2 separate regions of the Homo sapiens genome follow, and region 2 is linked to region 1. Evidence: chromatin contacts called from ENCODE Hi-C or POLR2A ChIA-PET data. All regions are on one chromosome and are shown on one strand. The core of a region is the stretch at or near the end of the contact, and the rest is flanking DNA. Distances in the headings are between cores, read along the strand shown.

Region 1 (3,867 bases), core at 1,336-3,835:
GGAGAGTGCCCTGTGGGTAAGGCACACCTCAGAAGGGACAGGTCCAGGCCCTCTCCTCCCTGGCCTGGAGCTTCTGGCAAGGCTTTTCTTCTCTGAGCCTCACTTTCCTCTTTTGAAGGTGGCAATAGTAACTGAACCTGCATCACAGAATGGCCTTGAGGGTTAGATGGAACATATATAGACATAATTTGTTGAAGACAGAGTAGCAAAGACACAAAGTAAAAAGGACAGAAAAAAGAAATGCAACTTGTGCAAAATAGAACTTTCAAAGATTTACAAGAAGGGTAAATGAAGCTATCGTAGCTTCACTTGGGAAAAGGGAGAGAACAGATGACCAGCACCAAGGATAGAAGAGGGATTTCTTACTTTAAAAAAAATGGTCCAAAGAATAAACAAACTGAAAACAGCCAAAAGAGAAAGGAAGAATTTGTTAGAATAGGGCAAGACTAAAGGACAGAGTAAGGGTGCTGGCCGCCACCTGACTCAAGTTCAAGTCGAGCTGCCACTGTTGAAATTTCAAGGAGAAATGGTGAGAAGCTAAAAGATGCAAAAAAAAAAAAAAAGTGGGAAATTATTTGCTAATAATAGATTGCAAGAGTGTCTGCTTTAGAAAGTGACAAGGAACACTTTTGGAAAGCTGTGAGCTGTTATGACCACTGGCATCCTTCAGTTTTAGACAAATCTAATCTCAACAAGGATAACAGACCATATTAATAAACAAATTGATGGGAATGGTGGAAATCAGTTCCCTATGAGGAGGGTGCAAAGTTATACTGATTGGTGAGTCACTCCCAGAATAAACAAATAATGGTTTCACACCTCATTGCTTCATTCAGTGTGGAAGGAACATTCTAGGTTTGTGTGTAAGTTTGGGGAGAAGGAGACAGAGCCAGAGGGCAGAGCAGCCCTGCAGCCCTCAGTTGGCCTCCATTTTCTTCCCGGTCTGAAGAAAATGAAACAAAGGATTTAAAGTGTTGCTTGAAGAATTTAAGTTAGACTTAAAGGAGAGATGTGGTCTTTACTCTCCTTTTGGCAAGGAGAGTTTAGTCATCAGAATGGTCTATTTAGTGAGACTGTAGCTTGTTCTTCTGAAGTGGTCTTTTTAAAAACTAGAGAACTCTCACCTCTCTGAAGTGGTTGTGTATGAAACTGTTTAAAGCCGAGGATGCACTCAGTGACCTCTTCAGGCAACCCCAGATTTACTCAGTCAGCCATGGCACACATGCTAGAGAAGTAAAAAAATGAATTGAGACTTGTTCTGAAAACTCTTGAGCAGGGGCTCTTAAAAGTTTTTTGTTTAGGAATTATGTCAGGGTTGGGGTCTGGAGAGCAGATAAGTGTTTTGTGTGAGAAAAGTAAAAACTTAGTTATTTTCTTCCCGTATTCAGTAATCCTTGCATTTTTTTCCTCCTCCTTTATACATACATTTTTGCCAGTTACTGACTTCTCTCTTGTACACATTTCCGTGTCCTAAATTAACCAAGAGTCCTCAGCCACTAGGATTCTATTGACAAGCCCACAGGTCTGGAGGTGTGAGTAAGGGCATTCCTCCCCCATGAAATCAGGCAGCAGGGGAGGCGTTTGGGTGGGTGGAACAGAGGAGCAAAAGACCAGAGGACAGAGAAGAAAGATTGCAGGCTAGAAAACGGGATGGCCACCCCTGAGAAAGAGGACAAGCAAATTTAGGGCTTAGAGTAGAATTGAAGAAAAAACCCAGGGCAGAGGCACAGGAATGCTGTAGGACTGAACTGGGACCATGATTGATGTAAGTGGAGATGGGTTGGTTGAATCCGTGGAAGGCCAAAGGATTGAGGCCCATATGGGCCTGGGACAGGGCTTACTAAATGACTTGCTACCTGGCTTGATAATCGGGACAACCTCAGGCAGTAGTTATTCAGGCGGGAGGACACATGAGTTTGAATATAGGGAGATAAGGTATATTTCTATATGCCCTGGTACATTCCAGAATGTGCTTCTCTGGCTCTGTGCACTGGAGCAGCCAACTCCTGAAGTTGGGAGGGGATCGCCATGGTTTCATGAGTGGTTTATTTCAGCTTGCATCTCACAGTGTGGTGTTCAGAGGCATAGGCTCTAGGCTCCCTGGCAGCACTGAGAGATAGAAACTGAATCAGCACAACTTAGGTCCTTCATGTTGAATAGTTTGAACAGAATTTGATTTACCCTAGCCTAATTGAAAAAAAAAAAAGTAGAAAAGAAATCTAGGTATTTTCCCTCTGGACTCCAGAACAAATGATTGAGTGTGTAAAAGCATAAATCTTTTTTATTCATTCAATTGAAGTAAAAATTTCTTTACTCAGCCATGAGTTCTAAGACTGCAGTGGGAATTGTAAGAGGATTACCATATTTTAAATTGGCTATTCTGGTGCCAAATCTCCCCTTCATTTTACAGTTTCAGGCAGAAGACCAGCACGGTAGTCGGGGGAGGGGGGTGGGTAGACAAATGGTGGTAACAGTCCTCTACACTCTGGGAGGGAAGGAGCGGTGCTGGGGACAGCTTTCACCATGGAAAGAAAGCAGCCGCTCTGGAGATTGGGCAGCAGGCTTTTGAGCACGGATGCGGAGCCTGCTTATCTAATCAGCAGCTAGAGGAAGTTGTTTTTATCTGCGAAATGCATCTCTTCTGAACCGATAAACCCCATTTTAGCTGGGGAGAAATATTATCTAGCAGCATCTGAGCATTAGCTGCAGCTGAACTCAAGCATGTTCAAATGTGAGAGAAGTCTCAAGCCGAGAACTGTTTGCCGAACTTCAAGTGGCTGGAGTACTGGTTTTCAAGTTTTCTTTTCTTTCTTCTTTGAGGAATAACTGAAAGCATATTATTTGGATTCTTGTTCACCTTGCTTTTTTAGTTCCTTTCCCCCTTCATAGTTGAATTATTGTTCAGTGGTCCATGGAGCAAATTTTGAAAATTCTATGTTATTCATCTTGCAATTTACTACCACTATCTTGGAATGCCTCGTGAAGACAGCAGGTATTGTCAGCATGAACATATCCAAACCCAGATGATCCCGGTTGGAAAGCCTCCCCTTTTTCAAATTTCCCAAACATGAAATATAGTATTACAAAATGATCTGCCCACCTCTAAGCTTTTCCATGTTTGATAAGAGAGGCCATCATGTAACAGGTTCATTGCTTCGCATTTCAAAGTAAATTTTAATTTACAGTCTTCCAGATTCGTTTTGGGTAGGATTTTTATGTCTGCTAATTTGTCAAATAGTTCAAAATGTTTAGGGATCATGATGTCTTCCACAGAACTTCATGACAGTTTTGATTTTAGATTAAAGTAAGTGACTTTTGTGCTATATCAGATAACATCTTGTACTAGGTTTTGGAATAGACCGGTGAGATCAGGCAGCAGAAGTTTAATAACTTTCCTTGGAAAACTGAAATTGATGTGTGTGTGTTTGTGTATATGTGCATGTGGTACATGTGTTGTGTGTGTGCAGGTGTCTGTATATATGTGGGGGGTATATGTGGTGTGTGATGTATGTATATGTATGTGTGTGGCATGTGTGTGTTTGTATCTATGTACATGTGGTATGTTTATGCATGTAGTTGTATGTTGTGTGTGTCATATGTTTGTGTGTGCATGTATGTGTGTGGTGTGTGTGTGTATGTGTAGTGTATATGTGTATGCTGTGTATATGTATATGGGGTGTGTATGTGTGTGGTGTGTGTATATGAATGGGATGTGTAGTGTATGTGTGTGCTGTGTATATGTGTATGGGATGTGTGGTGTGCATATGTAGTGTGTATATGTGTGTGAGATGTGTAGTGTGTGTGTGGTCTGTATATGTGTATGGGATGTGTGGTGTGCAGTGTGTATATGTGCATGGGATATGCGGT
Region 2 (3,484 bases), core at 815-3,314, 210 kb before region 1:
CATCATGAAAACTGAAAACCTTATCCTTTTTCCTCTTTTTCCTATTTCTGCCATCCTAATCGTTCCCTTTCTTTACAGGAAAAGCCATGGACTGTAATTTGTGGATGGCTTTAGCAAAGGCTTATGCTCCAGTAAGAAACCAAAACAATTGTTAAATTTGTAGCTAATGCCCCCAAATCAGGAAACGATTCCACTAATGCCACTGCCTGTCTGTGTTACCAGTGACAGTCATGCTAAAACCTCAAAGGAGGAGTAGAAATTGATATTCTAGACATGACTGCTACTTGCTTTCCTATGCTTATTGAAAACAATACTCTGACCTTTCCAGTTAATAACAGAATGGCTACTAAATATAAAAAACCTATCAAAGTGATGCCTACAAAAGGTATGTTGTGCTTCCGAGCATTGAATACTCAAGATTTGGGGATCACTTATGAGGGTACAAGTAATTGCTTGTATGATGTCGCTGGACTAAATCCAGTAAGGTCTCGTTCCACTGAATACTGTTATGCATCCTTCCAGCATGCTATAAAGGGACCACACACAGAAAATAAATTACTCGCTGAACCTGGCTCACGCGCTATGTAGGCCTATGGGTGAAAAAGTGTAACTGGCCTCTGCTCACATGCCACCAGGTGGCCCTCTTTTCCAGCTCCTGGGGGCCTGCAGACACATTGGGTCTGAGGAGAATTTGTTTACTGTGTTCTGCTTGCTGGTTCATATCTTGCTAATGGGCCTGGCTCACTCCTGTCTTCCAAATAGCTTTCTCTGAAAGTTTCCATAATACCTTCCATAATCAAAGGCCAAAGTGATCAATAACCAAAATTCATACTAACCTTAAAGTGGAATGAAGATAAGTTAATTTCCACTGAGAAAAGTTTCTAACGAGGTTCCTGGATGCTCACTCTTGTTGGTAGATGGTGCCAGTTGTATGGAACTTGAAGGTAATCCATAAATTGGGAAAAAATCTTGAAATTTGTAGCCAATTATATTTTCCAGGGTTTAAATGGGAAGAAGCCACTCTCCTGAAGGGGGATAAAAAAAGGTCATGTTCAGCAAAAACACTTAATGGAACACTGTACGGTGTTAGATCTCTTCTTGGCTTATGTTGGGGTCTTGCCCATGGTGCTAAACAGAACTGAATGCTGCACTTACCTTCACGCTGGTTTTACTACTACAGAAAGCTTAATTTAAAAGGTAGCCAACACTGCAATTCCTGTAAACACTGCCACCGAATGCACCAGGGACATTTCTCAGGGGAAAGAAACACATGACGTGATTATGGGAGTAGCTAACAGCTGGTTTGCAGGCGTCCTAAATGGTGGATGGCAAGGCTGGCTAGTCTAAGATTTTTCTCATCTCTGTGTTTCATTTAATCATGTACAGATTACTATGATTGATATTACCAGGCTAACTACAAAAATAGATATCTCTTTAAATCAGACCATTTTACAGCACACTATGGTTCTTAATTGCCACTCCACCCCAAACACAGACTATGACCACTAAGACTTAAATACTGATGAATTGTCTTTATTGCCTGAATTTTGAATTGTTTGTTCTGATGAGTTTGGTTCGCAGAGATTCCTGTTGCATAGTGTACTTCACTTTCTTTATATTATCCTCCCAATAGCCATTATAGTGGCCTCCCTCCTGTGTTATATCCCTTAAGAATTATAAATGCTCATACGTAGCCATCCTTTGTACATCAAAAGATCTCATTACAGTTAGAGTAAAAAAACACGAGGAAAGCATAATCATCCAACTAATTTCATATAATGAATTGTGAATTTATATAGAGATCAAACAAGTCCATTATGAAGGTGACAGAAAGGAGTATCAGTGCCAAGGTTTTGGTCAATCTCTTAAAATTGAGTGGCTGAGCAAAAGAGAATAATTGTTAAATTAAATTACATTTGGCCTGAAACTAACCTACGTATGTAATAAACTGTAATCTAAATTATAGGTGAACCAACTGCAACCTAACAACTTGTGAGTAAATTCTTAGAACATGCAGCTGTGTTGCAGCCAATCATAGCAGCCAAGCTTTCAGCCAATCACAGGCTGCAAACCAGCAAAAGATGTTAAACTAAGGCAAACACAGAACTGTAACCATGTAGACTATTTTTGTATGTCACTTCTGTTTTCTGGCTATAAATATTCCCTGCCCACATTTTGTAGTGGAACTCTCTGAACTGCTTTTGTGTTGAGTGCTACCTTTTTCACGAATCTTTTTTTTCTGCCCAGTTAAACACTGTTCAATTTAATTAAAGGTTCTTTTTTTTTTCTTTTCTTTTTTTGAGATGGCGTCTCACTGTGTCACCCAGGCTGGAGTGCAATGGCATGATCTCAGCTCACTGCAACCTCCGCCTCCCAGGTTCAAGCAATTCTCCTGCCTCAGCCTCCTGAGTAGCTAGGATTACAGGCACTTGCCATCATGCCCAGCTAATTTTTGTTTTTTTTCTTGTAGAGATGGAGTTTCACCATGTTGACCAGGCTGGCCTTGAACTCCTGACCTCAGATGATCCTCCGGCCTCGACCTCCCAAAGTGCTGGGATTACAGGCATGAGCCACCACACCTGGCTTTTCTTTTTAATAGTAACATTCACAGGTTCCAGGGATTTGAACATGGATATATTTGGAGGTTAAATATGAATATATTAAAATGATTTAAAAAATTCAAGTAAAGGAAATGAGGGAAATTTATTGCCAACAAGTGTACATTAAAAGAAATCCTGCCTAATAAAATATTACTTTTTTCCTTTTAAGGTTCATATGATTGTTTTAAATAAAAGTATAACATTGTCCTCTGAATGTATGTATGACAACTGTAGAGTAAGAGATGAAAGCATGTGATAAACTAATATAAGAGCCCTCAGAAATAACGCCGCATATCTACAACTATCTGATCTTTGACAAACCTGAGAAAAACAAGCAATGGGGAAAGGATTCCCTATTTAATAAATGGTGCTGGGAAAACTGGCTAGCCATATGTAGAAAGCTGAAACTGGATCCCTTCCTTACACCTTATACAAAAATCAATTCAAGATGGATTAAAGACTTAAACGTTAGACCTAAAACCATAAAAACCCTAGAAGAAAACCTAGGCATTACCATTCAGGACATAGGCATGGGCAAGGACTTCATGTCTAAAACACTAAAAGCAATGGCAACAAAAGCCAAAATTGACAAATGGGATCTAATTAAACTAAAGAGCTTCTGCACAGCAAAAGAAACTACCATCAGAGTGAACAGGCAACCTACAAAATGGGAGAAAATTTTTGCAACCTACTCATCTGACAAAGGGCTAATATCCAGAATCTACAATGAACTCAAACAAATTTACAAGAAAAAAACAAACAGCCCCATCAAAAAGTGGGCAAAGGACATGAACAGACACTTCTCAAAAGAAGACATTTATGCAGCCAAAAAACACATGAAAAAATGCTCATCATCACTGGCCATCAGACAAATGCAAATCAAA

The links. Hi-C counts contacts between places; a loop is a spot of excess contacts on that map. ChIA-PET counts read pairs that join two places held with the same protein, here RNA polymerase II (POLR2A). Pooled maps may share reads with other maps.
Region 2: a loop to region 1 is called in a pooled map, with 2.0 times the contacts of the local background. The contact joins two enhancer-like sites. A Hi-C loop is called at or near these places in 1 of 50 pooled maps. POLR2A ChIA-PET finds 5 or more read pairs at or near these places in 3 of 52 experiments (Caco-2, Panc1 and activated CD4-positive, alpha-beta T cell).

What each region holds. Positions count from the first base shown.
Region 1 is chr7:50,330,891-50,334,757 of GRCh38, forward strand. The region is part of intron 3 of IKZF1 (IKAROS family zinc finger 1); the gene reads left to right. Among named protein-coding and RNA genes, the nearest start is that of IKZF1, 28 kb to the left of the region's middle. Within about 2 kb of position 2,586, at least 7 of the 41 ENCODE cell types and tissues checked have a DNase peak (open chromatin) inside an H3K27ac peak, as active enhancers do.
Region 2 is chr7:50,119,372-50,122,855 of GRCh38, forward strand. All of the region lies in intron 2 of SPMIP7 (sperm microtubule inner protein 7), which reads left to right. Among named protein-coding and RNA genes, the nearest start is that of SPMIP7, 25 kb to the left of the region's middle. Within about 2 kb of position 2,065, at least 2 of the 41 ENCODE cell types and tissues checked have a DNase peak (open chromatin) inside an H3K27ac peak, as active enhancers do.